Regions from separate parts of the Homo sapiens genome. Here region 1 is linked to region 2. Evidence: chromatin loops called from intact Hi-C (ENCODE). Cell type or tissue: PC-3. All regions are shown on one strand. Each heading gives the region's core, and the rest is flanking DNA. Links, peaks and the distances in the headings are about the cores only.

Region 1 (8,332 bases), core at 1-8,000, 120 kb before region 2:
CTTATAGAATTGGAAAAAACTTTTGAAAATGATCATCTTCTATTTTGGCAAAAGTATATGTAGTTAAACAGGTGGGTACTCTGAGACCTAGGAGTGAACTCTAGATTGGTATAGGCTTTTGGTAATGCAATTCAATATGTATCGTGTTTTAAAAGACTTCACACTCTTCGACCTTGTAACTGGATGAGTCCTTTAAGGAGACAGTGAGGCTGTCAAAGATTTTTATTAAACCATAATATATTAATAATAATAAACTGAAACTAATGTATAAAAGTAGATGAATGTTAAGATATAGCAAGGGATATTATAAAGTTTTAAAATAATGTTCTCAAAGAACATTTAAGATTAGGAAAAAATACTTCTAACATATTACAAAACTGAATAAAGTATAGTGTATGATTCTTCTTTGTTATTTACATACGTATATAACATATGCCTATCACTGATATCTTTTAGACATCTCCACATGGATAGCCAATAATCATCTCAAACTTTATGTGTCTACATTCAGATTTTTAAATTTCTAGCCATAAATTGTTAAATCTGTTTCTCCTCTAGTCTTCCCCATCTTGATAAAGGGAAACTTCATCCTTCCAATTGCTCAAGTCAAACATCTGGGGGTCTGTTTTGATTTCTTTCTTTCCCTCACACCCACATTCAATCCATTCACCTCTCCTTTCAAAGTGTCCAGAATCTGATCCCTTTCCACGATCTCCAACTTCTTCTCTGGCTCCTGCCTCTATCATCTCCTGCCTAGGTGACTGCAGAGATCTCTTAACTGGGGTCTTTGCACTAGCCCTTCCTCCCTCCATTCCCTTTTCTCAGCACAACAGCCAGAGACAGATTGAGCCTTTAACATGCATCAAGTCATGTCACTTCTCTGTTCGGAAGCCTCCAAAAGCAAAGCCAGTTCTGTGTATTGGCCTGCAAAAGCCTTCCTGATTGACGTTCTGCTCTCTCTCTGAACTCATTGCCCACCACTTTTCTCAAACTTTCGGTTTCGCCAGGCCCAGTGGCTCACACCTATAATCTCAGCACTTTGGGAGGCTAGTCGGGCAGAACACCTGAGGCCAGGAGTTTGAGGCCAGCCTGGCCAACATGGTGAAGCCCCATCTCTACTAAAAGTAACAAATTAGCCAGGTGTGGTGGTGCACGCCTGTAATCCCAGCTACTTGGGAGGTTGAGGCAGGAGAATCACTTGAACCCAGGAGGCAGAGGTTGTAGTGAGCCCAGATCGCGACACTGCACTCCAGCCTGGGCGACAGAGCAAGATTCTGTCTCAAAAATAAATAAATAAATACAAATAAAATAAAATAAAAAAACAACAACCAAAAAAACTCGGGTTCAGCCCCACTAGCCCCTTGTGTCGCTAATTCTCACCGAACACCTTCTCGTTCTTTTCATCTACACTTACCTCCGCCTGGAATGCTCCACATGGCTGGTGCTGTCACCTCCTGAAAGTCTTTGCATAAGAGCCATCTCCTTGCGTGCATACCCATTTTTAAAGACATTCCAGTCTCACCCCAGTATTTCCTCTCTCCCTTAGAAAGCTCCCCCCAACCTTCTTTTTAAATAGCCCTTAGGAGCAAGTGACTTGTTTTCCTTTTTCATCCTTTCTCTCTCCAGTAGAATGTAAGCCCTTTGAGCTGGGGACTTTTTCTTGTTGCTCACTGTTGGATCTCCATTACTTAGAACAGTGCCTGGCTTATGTGTTGAATGAAAAAATACGTATTTGTTGAATAAATAAACAAATGGGTAAGCACATGATATATGTCTAGATAAATTTAATGCTTTTTATTTTCTTGTTTAAACTCTTCTGTACTTAAATTTTCCAAATTGACATCATTTTTCCATCTTTATTATCAGAAAAAAACCCACAATCAATGTTATTCTTTTTTATTTTTAACTTGGTAATTACTGGTATTTATGGGCTAACTGAATGTATGAATCTTCCAGCCTTTTTGTATTTTGGATAGTTCACTATGAGGGACAAATCATCTTGATAAAGGATGAAGTTCTTTGCTTTTCTGTAACTCTCATTTCCTCTTTTTCATAACATTATTGAAAATATCATATTTTCTGCATTTTCTAACTCTGAATCAGTATTAGGCTGGTGGGCTAGCTCCTTGCCCATTCTTTCAACATATTATTACTACTACTATTGCCACTACTTCAATTATTTGCTATTAGTGGCCTTTTTTCTATCTTCTCTCTCCATTTCTTCCCAGTACATCAAATGCTGTTCTGAGGTCAGTGCATCTATGTACATTGGAAGAGCATTAATATCTATAGGGCAGCCCAGGTTCTGGGAACCTGGCCACATCATCTTACGTATACTGTATCTATTCATCCTCAGAATAGACCTCCTTAGCAGCTATTATTACTCCATATGACAATGGGGAAACTGAGCCTGGGAGCTTGAGGAACTTGTCAGAAGACACACAGCTAGGAAGTGGCAGAGAGCAAGTGTCTGACTCCAAAGTCCACGCTCTTTCTACTTTTCATAATGGTTGCATCCCAGCTCTAAAATTTGTTTATTTCTTCTTTCACATACTCCGTCTTTTCAGAAAGGATTTGATAGAGATGACACATTTGTTATTGTTCCTAAGCTCTGGCTTCTGCCTCCATACTGCTTAAGCCCAGGAGATTGAGGAGGATGGCGTGGGCTGGAGGTGGACTGTGCGAGAAAGCTCTTCCTGTCACCAGAACCCTTGCTTGTCACCAAGTGGCCCACTTGCAACAGACTCCAGGATGTCCCAGCCAGGGGAGTGTTGGAGTTGTTTGTGATCGGGTGATCCCAGGCTTAGCTTGGTGAGTGTAGTTTGTTTGGTAACTACTATAATAGTAGGCGGTCTTTGATCTAGAGCTTTCATTAGTCCTTTTGTGATTCTTTTCTTTGGCAAATTATTTTTTCTTTTGAACTCTTTTGAAAAATGTCATATATATCCTTATTCAATCTATTTTTGTGGTGAAAAACTCCATGACTTTTTAAGAAGAGAAGAGGATGTTAACTAACATCTGCAGAATGGCACTTTAAATGCTGTTTTTTAATATTCACAAATGCTAGTGAGATAGATCTCATTATCCTTTTTTGATAAAATAGATGAAGGAATCTTGGCAGAAGAAAATTATGTAATTTACCTAACAGGGGCTATAAGATTTATTTTTTTTCTACCTATGAACTCATTCTACTATTACATATGCAAATATTGAGATAGATTGGACTGCAATTCTGACACTCATGGCCTTTAAGCAAAAATAACTCATAGTATAGTTTTAGAATTTGAGGCTGCGGAGGAAAATGGCAATATTTCAGCCAAGTAGAGAAGGGCAGCCCAGCTTCCTGGGCTTTAGGGGGGTGCTCTGAGCATTGGTATGTTATTGATACATCTATCTGTGACTTATTTTTTGTAATTTGAAACCTGTTTGTAAAGGAATATCAAGACATTGGTATTCCTCGCCAATATTAACATTACCAAGTCACCTTACTGTATAAACATCTGTCTAAAATGTTTAAATATTGATTTTATCGAGGGGCAACATGGGGGTTAACAAAGGGCTTTGTTAGTTCCTTTTCTGATTTTGACTGATACAATTCTATTGCTAAATTTCCACTGAGATTGTACATTATCCACACTATCTCACTTACCTAGAATGTGATTTTCCAAAAGTTGCTTGTACTTAGGAAGAATCAAGTCAGTCTCTGATGGTATTTAAGGGGCTGCAGAAGTAAACTAGTTCCTCCAGTGTCGGGAAACTGTGAGTCATCTCAACTCTCATGCTTTCTGACTCTGAATCAAGAAGGGCAATGTTCACATAGAAACCGTATAATTTGTCACGTTAAGAACAGACTGATCTTGTTCTAATGCTCCTGCAGAGCTCCAGATCTCCTTACATAAGGAGAAATTTTCAGAAATTAATAAAATGAAGTTCAGCCTTAAGGAATGTGACTAATACATCTGAGATAAGTGACTCAAACACTAGAAGAGGGAGATACTTGCAGTTTTAGCACTAAACAATTTTAAGTTACTTGAGATTTTTTTAAATCATCAGAACTCATTGTTTTCATATTTGAAACATGAGAAAATGTCTTCACTTTGCAGATTTAAAAGAAATTCATTGGATAGAAATAGACCAAAAATTTAATCCTTAGAAGATAATATTTTAGTAGTATTATCTCATAAAGAGTAAATACTTGATGCAATTATTTGCATATTGACCTCAATGCATGATTTTAAACCCATGATAATTTCCCAAGATAATTTTCTAATGTCCACATTTCCCTGAGTGCTTAGTGCCACTCCCAGACATATCTGTGTGTCATTAGGTCTGCAGGCCTGTGGGGACAAGTGTGTGCACAAGTGCATGCATAGGTAATAGGAGCCCTTCAGGGTTGTCAGATGTGCTGAACATTGGAAACGGGAAATATTCTGTTTGATGACCTTTGCCAAATTGCAAAGTGCAAACTGGCAAAGTGAGTTTCATCACTCAGAATTTCAGTTTTGGAGATGGCAGAGATACATAATTATCTAGTTAAATCCCTCATCAAATCAAGAAATAAAATGAGGTGTCCGGGCTGTGACTCATGCCTGTAATCCCACCAGTTTGGGAGACCAAGGCAGGCTGATCACCTGAGGTCAGGAGTTTGAGACCAGCCTGACCAACATGGTGAAACCCTGTCTCTACTAAAAATACAAAAATTAGCTGGGTGTGGTGGCCTGTGCCTGTAGTTGGGAGCTACTTGAGAGGCTGAGACAGGAGAATTGCTTGAACCTGGGAGGTGGAGGTTGCAGTGAGCCGAGATCACGCTATTGCACTCCGGCCTGGGTGAAATGACAGAGCAAGACTCTGTCTCAAAAAAAAAAAAAAAAAAAAAAGAAGTGAAATTGAAATGAGGGTTTTCTTATGGAATACATCTATCTTTTCATAATTACACACTCAAGACATTTCTATCCCTCCACAGTGTGTTCATTACTCATTGCTCAGTACATGATTTCTAACTAAATATTTGTAAATGACTGAATAGATGAATGAATGAATGAATGGGTGAGTAAATGATAGAATGAGTCTCAGAGAGATCGTGCAAGTATGTGCCAGGAAAAGAAACCCAGGTGTTTCTTATTTTTCTGTTTTCTAGTCCCTGTGAGTTCTCTTTAGGTGAGCTAATAAACTCATTATCTTTTAATCCTTAAACCCTGTTTCTGGACACACCACCTATTCTTAGCTGAGCTAGGCCCCTTTCTTCCCCTATTTTCACCTCTTCCCCAAAGCTTTGCTGGGTAACTGGAAAAAAGGTGATTTCTTCCTCAACCACTCCTTGTCTGAACATGCAGCAATGCATGAGTCACTCTTCATTCCTAAGACACAATAGAGCTTTCCATGGCTTGTATTTGCTATAAATATTTACTGCCCTGATCTCTGATTTACTTAATATCAACACAATTGTCTGGGTAGCCTTAGACCTTTGGTATATATACTGGTCTTACTATTTGTCTGAGATCCCAAACTACATTACGGTTCTAAATTTGGTAAATATGGAATCCATTCCAATTGAAGTTACTGGCAAAATTGAAAACACTATGTCATTTTTTTTCTGGAATAATAGGTATTGTTCTAGAGAATGTCTCTCTGTCTGTCTACTTAAACTCAAATCCATCTAAAAATCTTATGGGATAGTAGATGTTATTCACATTTTTTTTACCAGATGAGGAAGCTGAGACTTCAAGAAATGAAATGACTTTTAGAAAGTACTAAAGCCAGTATTTAAATTGAGATTGGTCTGTCTCTTCAGGCCAGTTTGTGCCCACCACATTACACACTCCCCTCTTCCCATCCCATAATCATGGAGGGCATTTAAAGGCATCAGAACCATTAGGTACAGACTACCGTGTCTAACAGGGCAGAAAATTTCTGCTCCATTACGCCTTCCAGCCTTTAGGTTCTGAGAAGGCATAGTGAACATGAGAAGACAATGATAGAGAAAGCTGTTCTTTGGCTATGTCTATCAGACCAGTTTATGGTGTCACCAAACGAAGAATAAAGGGAAATGACTTCTTCATATTTCTCAGAATCAAGGTTTATTAATTTCCCCTCCACAGCTATGAGGATGCTTTTTTTTTTCTTAATTCAGCCCAGAATATCAGGTTGAGGTGGAAAGTTCAGGGCCGTTGGTCAGTTGTATCTTAAAGGCATCCACCTATTTTTTCGACACCTCCATTCTTTTTCGAGTGGAAGCAAAAGACATGTAACTCCTGCAGGTAAAACTGTGACCAACACCATAAAACTGTGATCAACAAACATTTATTAAACTATACTATGAGGAAAACATGAAATATTAGAATAAAAGGTAGACAGTGATAATTAGTTTAAAGGACATGCAGAGATGGAGGTTTAGAAGAGACAGGAATTACAGTTGGGGAAGAGAACATGAAAGGCTTCCTGGAGAGCATGGTGTTTGCACTGGATCTTGGTAGTTTGGGAAAGGAAAGCAATCTAAGTGGAAGTTAGTATGAATGGAAGGAGTGGGGACCAGGTTACAGAAAGGAAATAGTAAGTGAGCTAGTTTGAATGGAAAACTTTTGAAGAAAAGAAGTGGAGAATAAGGCAAGAGAGGGTTAAGCTCCTTCTGGAAGATAGGGACCACATGTCTGACAAGATTGTTTTATGAGGGCTCGGTATATTCTTGGGGGCAAGCTCAATCTCACAAACCACAAGAGTAGATCAATATGCCAGAAAAATACATGCAGGACTTGGTGGTAATGGTAGTGGTAGTGGTGACAGTGGTGAAGGTGGTGGTGATATCACAGAAGTGATGCAGAGTGTGATGATCTGGTGACAGGGATGATAGAAGGGGAAGAGGATACTCAGCAGGAAAAGCAGGTTATTTGAAAGGAAATGGTAAACTCGCTTTTTTTTTTTTCGAGACAGAGTTTTGCTCTTGTTGCCCATGCTGGAGTGCAATGGCGCAATCTCAGCTCACTGCAACCTCTGCCTCCCAGGTTCGAGTAATTCTCCTGCCTCAGCCTCCCAAGTAGCTGGGATTACAGGCATGTGCCACCATGCCTGGCTAATTTTGTATTTTTAGTAGAGACGGGGTTTCTCCATGTTGGTCAGGCTGGTCTCAAACTCTGACCTCAGGTGATCTGCCCACCTCAGCCTCCCAAAGTGCTGTGATTACAGGTGTGAGCCACTGCACCTGGTCGGAAAACTCACTTTTTAAAAAATAACATTACATCATTGCTGAAAATCTATCCTAAGTCTACATAAGGAATGCAGCATCAACTATGGTATTAGGTATAAGGAGGGAAACCATGAAATTGCTAATTCAGTAGATTTCATAGTTAGCTAAGCTAATTAAAGAAGGCACTCTATTTAATTATTTAAATGATTAAATTAAATCACTCAATTTAATGAAGGTGATTAGGTCTTTTTCAAACAAAAGAAAACCCAGTTAAAAATAACTGAAATTGGTAACAAGAAAATAACCTAACATATATAATTAACCTGTAGAACTTAGCATCATAGGATTGAATTAATGATAGTATTTATTAAAGTAGAACTGTAAGATTATAAAAATACTTGGCACTTACATGAATAATCAATGTTATTAGTATCTAATATCCCCAGAGATAAATATCATTATCATTTGTTAATTTCACTTAAGTGCTGAAATATACATTCTATGGCTTGCCCAATGAATATGATACTTTTATATTTTATAGTCTTGAGTTAATTAGGAGTCACATAAATTCTGCAGTACAACATCATTGAAATAAATGGAATCAACATGACGACTAATCAGTGTTTTTGCTGCCAAGATGAGTGTTTTTTTTTTCAAAAATCCTCATTAATATTATATTAAGCAGGATTTCAGTGATCTTATGATAGCTTCCATTACTTCCCTAGGGAAACTGTTCTGTAAAATAACACTTGTTACTGTCTAACAACTTTTTTCTTTCTTTTTTTTTTTTTTTGAGACGGAGTCTCGCTCTGTCACCCAAGCTGGAGTGCAGTGGCGGGATCTCGGCTCACTGCAGCCTCTCCCTCCTGGGCTTAAGCAATTCTCCTGCCTCAGCCTCCCAAGTACTGGGATTACAGGCACGTGACACCGTGCCCAGCTAATTTTTGTATTTTTAGTAGAGACAGGGTTTCACCATGTTGCCCAGGCTGGACTTGAACTCCTGACCTCAGGTGATCCACTTGCCTCGGCCTCTCAAAGTGCTGGGATTACAGGCGTGAGTCACCGTGCCCTGCTCCAACTTTTCGTTGCTTGTAGTCTTCTTCTTTCTCTCTCTATGCATCAACCATATCTCACTACCAAATACACATTTTC
Region 2 (8,343 bases), core at 122-8,121:
CTACATTTGGGATCATGTTGCCTGCTAATAAAGACAGCTTTACTTTCTCCTTTCCAATTTGCATGCCTTTAATTTTTTATTTCTGCCTTGTTACCTCGACTAGAGGCTCCTATACAGTGTTACGTAGAAGTTGTGCGAGTGGACATCCTTACTTGTTCTTTATCTTAAGAGGAAAGCAGTCAGTATTTCAGCATTGGATATCATGTTAGCGCTGGTATTTGTTTGTTTGTTTGTTTATAAAATATTCAGAACAGGTGGAGGAAGTTCCCTTCTATTCCTTGTTTGTTCAGCGTTTGTATTGTGAATGGGTATTTGTCTTGTCAAATGCTTTGGCTGAATCTACTGAGACGATCATGTAGATTTTTCCTTTGTTCTACTAACATGATGTATTACATGGATTCATTTTCAGGTGGTATACCAACTTTGTCTTCTTTGGTAAAGCTGGATTTCCGCTAGCTGAATTTTAAGCTGGTAGAATTACTGCCATGGTTTATGGCATTTTTATATGTATTACTTTTTTATATGTTGCTGGATTTGGTTTGCTAATATTTTGTTAAAGATTTTTCTATCTATATTCACGAGGAACACCATTCTGTAGTTTTTGTTTCATGATGTCTTTGGATAACACTAACCTCATAGAATGAGTTGGGAAGTGTTCCCACGTCCTCTATTTTCTGAGTAAATTTGAATAGGAACGTTATTATTTCTTCCCTAAATATTTGAGAAAATTCACCATTCTGGGTGATTTTGTTGTAGGGGTTCTTAGGTTAAGCACAGAGGATTAAGCACAGAGGGGCTGGCTCTTGGGGGCTGGAAGCTACAAGCCTACCTGGTATTTTTTTTTTCTGTGTGTTTGTACCCCACCTCAAAAAGAGAGAGAATGAAAGAAAAATTTGTTTACTGTGCCTCCACCCCACACTTGCTGATGTCTCTAGGACTTTGACATATATTATTTGTATTTTACTGTGAGCGAATTTTAGATGTTGTCTTATAGGGGCAGGTTTTGATAGGAAGAAAGTATGAGCACACTAGGCCACTGCAACTGAGATGTTACCAGGAAAGAAGGGGCATAGGACTGCGAGGACAAATTACAATTTCTTCATTTTACTCATAAACAGTCACGTCAGGCAGAGTCAGAAAGCAACCTGCTACCTTTTGTGAAACTATGGGCAACTCGTGGCAGTAGTTTAGCCAGCTTAAAATCCAGCTAGTGGATCAGCAAGATCTGAAGTTTGGGACCAATTATTAAGACTGAACCTAAAAAACAGGTTGAAAGCCACCATTGGATAAGGACTCTTTTCAGATTTCACCAGGTCAGGAATATTAATATTTTCTGTCAAATCTGTCCACAGATATTACTATGAACAGAAATCGCTGAGGTCTACTGACCTTTGAGATGTAAATAAAATGCAACTTGACCATAATCCAGGTGAATTTAGTACGTGTGGAGCCTCCGAACTTTCCTGTCTTTCTTTCTAGAGCAAGGGTAAACAAAGATTTTCTGTAAATGGCCAGATAGCAAATATTTTCAGCTTTTCAGGCCATACAGTCTCTGTCACAACCACTCCATTCTGCCATTGCAATGCAAAGCAGCTAGAGGAAACATACCGAGATGAGTGTGTTTGTATTCTAGTAACACTTTCTTTCTAGAAGTAGATGGTGGGCCAGATTTGGCCCCTGGGTATAGTTTTCAGATACCTGTTTCAGAAGATGAAGATGGTTCACTACTACCTGCTGTCTTAGTCCGTTCGGGCTGCTATAACAAAATACCACATACTGGGTATTTCTTTCAACAATAAATTTCTATAGGCAATATAAATTTATTTCTCACAGTTCTGGAGGCTGGGAAGCCCAATATCAAGGCACCTTTAGAATCAATGTCTGGTGAGGGCCTGTTTCTTGGTTCATAGATGGTATCTTCTTGCTGCATTCTTACCTAGAGGAAGGGATGAGGCAACCCTCTGGGACCTCTTTTTTTTTTTTTTTTTGAGAGTCTTGCTCTGTTGCCCAGGCTAGAGTACAGTGGTGCGATCTCGGCTCACTGCAAACTCTGCCTCCTGGGTTCAAGTGATTCTTCTGCCTTGGCCTCCCGGGTGTCTGGGATTACAGGCGTGCACCACCACGCCTGGCTGATTTTTGTATTTTTAATAGAGATGGGGTTTCACAATATTGGCCAGGCTGGTCTCGAACTCCTGACCTCATGATCCACCTGCCTTGGCCTCCCAAAGTGCTGGGATTACAGACATGAGACTCCACACCTGGCCAGGACCTCTTTTGTAAGAGCACTAATCCCACTCAGTGAGAGCTCTGCTCTCATGATCTAATCACCTCCCAATGGACCCATCACCTAATATCATCACACTGGTGATTAGATTTCAACATATGAAATTTGGGGGAGTTCAAGCATTCAGACCATAGCACCTGCATGTCTCTGGTTCTTAGCCCTTTCTTCTGCTGAATTATTTCAGTTTATTGGACATTTTATCATCCCATGAATCTCTCTCTGTTCCATGGGTTTTAAGGCTAAAAATGGAGCCCAGGCAGCCTGCTTGGAAGCTTATTTACACTGAGATCCACTCAGGCACCTATGCCTAACCATGAGATGTATCCCTTTTTGGTAACTTGCTTGGCATACTCCAAACTGTTATATAATTCTCAGCTGACTCACCCTTTGCAGTGTGGAAAACAGGTTGTACCACCTTGTGCTAAAGGAAGCAGGAATGAAACTGATGTCTTCTCAGCAAATTCTTGGAGTAGGGGGGTAGACAGATTGGGTTCCATATATTACTCTATAAACTAACAGTTGTCAAGCTAGTACTTCAGATTAGGCTGGTCTGCTATCAAGTTGTCTTCTTTAACTGAAAAAGTATGGGTTACTCTAACACTTGGAATGCAAAAAATGTCACATTTCCCCATTTTGCTAAATTATATTAAATATAGATTGAGCTTTTTATTTTTCAAGATTGATGAGAACTTCAAACTTAGTGATTTTCAGAACCCTCATTATCTACCTTGGGCTAAGGACCTCAAGATTTGGGGGTACAGGATGATGGAGGACAACAGCATCATTCCTCAATCTCTGTTTACTTGTGGCTGCCACAGCCCATGTTTCAATGGCTTGTTCACAGATGGACTGCTCTCTGGCAGTTCCAATTTTTCCAGCCACACGTGACTTGGAGACCCTCATCAGAGCTTCCTAGGTCACAGGACACAGTTCTTAGTCCTCTCAGCAATAAGGGGCTGCATTTTAATGGCGCTGACCTATGTCACTTGTGCACCCTAAGCCCCTTTTTCTCCTCAGTTGAAGAGTCAAACCAATTTACCAGTAACCTAGTTGTTCCCTTCCCAAATATTAAATCAGCAAGCCTCCAAAGCCTTTCTTTTTCAGGTGATCCAGTTTATTTTTATTTCTTTATTTTTAATTTATTTTTAGAGATGGGGTCTTTCTCTGTCACCCAGGCTGGAGTGCAGTGGCAAGATCATAACTCGCTGTAACCTCCAACTCCTGGGCTCAAGCAATCCTCCCACCTTAGCCTCCTGAGTAGCTAGGACTATAGGTGTTCACCACCATGCCCAGCTGATTTTTAAATATTTTGTAGAGGCAGGGTCTTACTATGTTGCCCAGAATGGCCTGAAACTCCTGGCCTCAAACCATGCTCCTGTCTCAGCCTCCCAAAGTGTTCGCACCACTGCACCTGGCCTCAGGCAATCCAGTCTAATATTCTTGTTGGGCCCAGAATTTTAAAGGCAGAAATTGTTTGTCTCACATAGTGATTTGTTTTGTTTTAATTAAACTTCAATACCTTTAGACTGGACACGTAATCTCCAGTTGACAATCTCCACCACTCTCTATTATCTTACTCCAACTAGTTTTCTTTCTTTATTGCCCTTACTGTCTAGTCTTGGAAGGGAGGTGGAAGAATTACTTTAGTTTCTTCCTTAAGAGTTTATAGTAAGAAATGATACAATTTGATTTCTCTATAGAGTATTTTACTACATAAATTTTTGAACAAACCACTGTGTTATAGAGTCTATTTATTCTAGCCCGCTTGCTCTCAAGGTGTGGCCCATGAATAAGAAGTCTCAGTATCTCTTGGGAACTTGTTAGACATGCCAGCCCCCACCTCAAATCTACTGAAATAAAATCCTGGGTGTGGGCTCCGCAATCTGCACTTCAACGAGCCCTCTAGGAGATTCTGATGCATGTGCAAGTTGAAGAACTCCTGTTCTAGAATGTCATATGCTTTGGGTACAATAATCCATAGAGAAAGATCTGTCATTTAGAACTATTGGTAACTCCTCAGGTAAGTCCTTAGTTCTCTGTTTTTTTCCTTCCATACTCTCTTGGAGTGCATATTCTCTCAAAATTTTAATTGATGCCCTCTTGTGGCTATGAGAATTCCCAGGTATATCACTATATCCCAGATCTATTATTTTCTTTCTTTCTTTTTTCTAAATCATTGTTTCATTCCAGGAAAACTCAAATTTAATATTCTGACATTATTGGAAACTACATTCGTCATTTGTACCCCATAGCAATTTATCTTCCCTCTTTTCCTCTTTATCATCAGTGGGGAAAAGTAAGCTGAATGAGTCACTTATCTCAGGTGAAAAACTTAAGGGGGCAATAAAAAATGTCAATAATCAAGACAAATAATATTTTAACGAAATTTTTTAAAGTTAAGATTAATGCAAGAAAATCCGCGATGAGCAAAACTAATTTTTTTTTTAAATAGAACTAGTAACCTTGCTATGCTAAGTCATATTGGAGCTTAAGGCAAAAGGAAAAAAATCAGTAGTATTGATCCTGTCTTTATTTAAAACTTTGATATTTTTTATCATGAATATTTTTGCATATATTTTATCTTAAAAATATTGCATTAAAATACTATCTATCCTGATTATTGTGTTATTTGGTGCTGACTTAAGTTTTATGCCCAAGACAAGTCCTCACCACATCACTGAAGGTTAGAGCATCAGTTTTTCCTGTGCCTTGCATACAAACACAGCTCTTTCAGGAAGGTGCCCCTTACTCTTCTCTGTACAAGAAATCTCTGCTGATTACAGATGGAGCCAGCAGGCAGGAAAGAAAGTTGATTGCATTCAATGATTTGAGAGACACTCAAAGATCACCTGACCCATTAAACTAATTTCCCTCTCCATTAGGTTATAATGGCAAAGTTGATGGTTTGGTTCAAGAAGAAACAAAACACATATTGGTTTCAAAGGGAATACAAGGGAAAATCTTGGGTGTCATAGGTCTCTCTTATATTTGTTCATAAAGTGATTGAGCTCCTGGAGAATAAGTTCCCAAGGAAGAGGAATGTTGAAATATTAATAGAAGGTAGGAGTTCAGGAGAAGACAGGGACCACCGCTTGCCCATAGCTGATGCTTATCTGCACATCGTCTGTTTAGCAACCGCACACTTAGTGTATACTAAACAATCTTAGACTTGCTCACAGGCTGCTTTGTAATTAGTCTCTGGATGAATCACGTGGGTACATTTATCTTCTCCAATTAGACAGTGATTTTAATTTCAGAAATCATGTGTCCTCTCTTTGTTTGGATCCTATTCTTTGAAGAGGATTTTATTAAGGAGCCATTCCAGAAACTTTGTCTAAGTTACATCTGACTTCATTCATTCAGTCTTTTGTTTATTCTGTTCACACACAATACACTTGAGACCAAATAGAATGGAGTAGATATTGAATTAAGTAACTAAGCATTAAAAAGAATTAAAAGCCCAGTTGCCTTCAGTGTTTATTAATTGCTGAGAGCTACATGGAGACAATTTCTACTCTCCAGGAGCTTCTAAAGCAGCGAGTGGATGCCTCCAATACAGATATACATGAATAGCATATATAAAATAACCCAAAACTTTAAACCTACGTATCAAAGCAAATTGACAGTTAAATCACATTCTTAAGGCATAGCAATATTTATTTCATATATTTCCAAACCTAATGTTGCATGCCCCTACAGCCAAGCTCATGGGTCTTTGAAGATGCAAACAGTCTGAGTACAAATTCACTTTTCATGCAAAAACTCCAAAACACAGCCGGCAAATGTGCCCTTCATAAATCATCAAATAGTTTCTTCAGTTGTAATACTATATGAATTAAAATTGTCAAGACTGTTTTCCTTTTATAGCAGTTGATTCAGTATCTTTTAAAGTCCTCAAAGCTGTCAGATTTCTACAGCTTGAACTTCAATAAATAAACTTAGGTTTTCTTTGTATTTAGAGGTTTACAAGAGACTTTCAAGCTCTGACATGTTTAGAAAGTTACCTTAGTAGGTTGAGATTTTATTACTATGATAACTTAACAAGACAGAGGTCTTAAGAGTAATTTCCTCTGTGACTTTCAGAAGAATTTACCATTTATGACTTGAGAGCACTGTCTTACATAAAAACTTATATTTTGGGAGATTATCTTTCAACAGAACATTTATCTCTCTCTATTTTTTATATTCTAGAATGCACTTACAAGTGTATTGGACAGAGAGAGTATCTTTTGGAACATTTTTGCACTGGTGAAAAGTTGTTCCGCTTTTGTAGGCCTTCGTGCCATGAAGTCAGTGAATATGCCAATCCACGCTGCCTGGTTTAGCAACAGGTGAGGAGGAAACTCCACCTCCGTGAAGACTTGTTTGTATTGAGCTGATGAATGGCCATGTGAGACGCCAACAACTGAGGGAAGAAAGTAATTCCCATGTCAACAGGAGTCCCAGGGACTTACCAAAAAAGTCACCTCTATAAACGTCTTCCAGAGGATAATGCCCATTTCCTAAGTTCACCGGGACTTGGGGACTCACCACTCTGTGGTATAGAGACCTCACTGCAGTTGACCTCCAAACCTGTGGGGCACAGAAGAAGAGACAGGTGTAGGTAGAACAGGATATCTGTTTTTATGTCTCTCCTGGCTACAGAAGACTCAGCAAAAGTGTACCTGGATGTCCAACACAAGGGAGGGCTCATAATGGTATTATGCCTCCACCTTTTGTTACTGTGAAGGCCATGACCAGATGGGAGGAAGGTACCTTCTGATGACATTACTGTCCTAGAGAACATTTGAGTAGGTAAGAGGAAGATGCCATGGTCTTCAATATTGTTTTGTACCATAGTATATATAACAAATCATGAAGCAAGTTAGAGTGGTATGAAGTTAACAGGAACTTTTTATTTTGAAAGTTTTAAAATGATCACCAAGAATTATCACAGTAGAAATGGGAGAGAAAAATTAATATATGTATATTAATTTTATAATCTACTATGTAATGTAATAATCTGTATGTGTGTGCATGTTTGTGTGTGTTTTGCTTTGTTCTCAGCTATTTCTCTGACTGTTGTCCTTTTGGGGTTTATCTGCTCCCACAATACCTGCTGAGGATGAGTCAATCCTCTCTCAGTTGGATATAATTTGTAGCCACATTATCCTGTCTAATAGGAGCAAAAAGCAACCAGAAAGATTTCCTGAGGAATTGCTGGCACATGCAAATGGGAAACTGGTCATTTTAATTTTGGTTGTCATGACGTTTCTTCAATTACCTCATTGACCTGAATCATCACACTTCTTTACACTGTTTTCAGCCTTATTGTCTGGAAAATACAGACTTGTTTTCTTATTTGGATAGCCTAAGGAAAAACCATGAGCAAGTCTGGGTGTTATGGTTCTCCCAAGTGTTACATACATGCAGAAAATGTCATTTGAAGTTTTAATCTAAAAGAGTATAACTGAATGCTAGTCAAACATTCACTGGGTTTATTTCTTTGCCAAAGAGTCAATCCTGGCTGATATCTTCATTTTGTAAATTGAGAAAGATATACCTATAAATGACAAATGTGGAGGGTACCAAGCACATAAGGCTAAGAGAAATAAAATATAAATATATTCATGTGAAACCTTCTGGAAGGCATGGAGACAAACACAGGTATGTTATATAAAGTAATCTGTCCTCATTTCTCCAGGTAGAGGCTTAAAAATGCTATTCATCATCTTCACTATAGCTGAGATAATTTGATTAATAATAGCTATAATTATGTATCAAAACATAAAGAAGAAAAAGAATAGTCAAATATTTGCCATCACTATACAGTAATTTGTCCTTAGGAAGACATTCAGTATATATTCTAGCTCTTTTTTTGATAAATAGAAAAGATTTTGGTAGACATTAGACTAATACATGAACCAATTACTGACACATAAATATATGAGAAACAAATTAAAAATATAAAACTTGTTCTCACAGGAAGAGACAAGGCATGGTTTTTAGTAATGAAGAAAGAAATAATTAGTCCTGATTGATATCTACAAGCTCAACTCATTTCATAAAAATTAGCCTGT

The links. A loop is a pair of places that touch in the nucleus more often than their neighbours do. Peaks named below come from ENCODE experiments on the same cell type or tissue, not always from the same donor. Only the 100,000 strongest peaks of a DNase experiment are listed, where the experiment ranks them.
Region 1: a loop joins it to region 2, with 4 times the contacts of the local background. A loop is called at or near these places in 2 of 110 quality-filtered maps.

The regions. Positions count from the first base shown.
Region 1 is chr13:73,424,571-73,432,902 of GRCh38, forward strand. No RefSeq gene overlaps it. Among named protein-coding and RNA genes, the nearest start is that of LINC00392, 140 kb to the right of the region's middle. In PC-3, for the core only: no CTCF peak of the experiment used is centred there; DNase peaks (open chromatin) are centred at 3,791 and 5,351; H3K4me3 peaks cover 341 bases; H3K27ac peaks cover 4,853 bases.
Region 2 is chr13:73,539,986-73,548,328 of GRCh38, forward strand. It overlaps LINC00393 (long intergenic non-protein coding RNA 393), which reads right to left. Exons shown (of 4, transcript NR_184171.1): 3 at 6,815-6,856; 4 at 5,916-6,689. Among named protein-coding and RNA genes, the nearest start is that of LINC00392, 20 kb to the right of the region's middle. In PC-3, for the core only: a CTCF peak has its summit at 4,403 (motif pointing left); a DNase peak (open chromatin) is centred at 2,676; H3K27ac peaks cover 1,746 bases.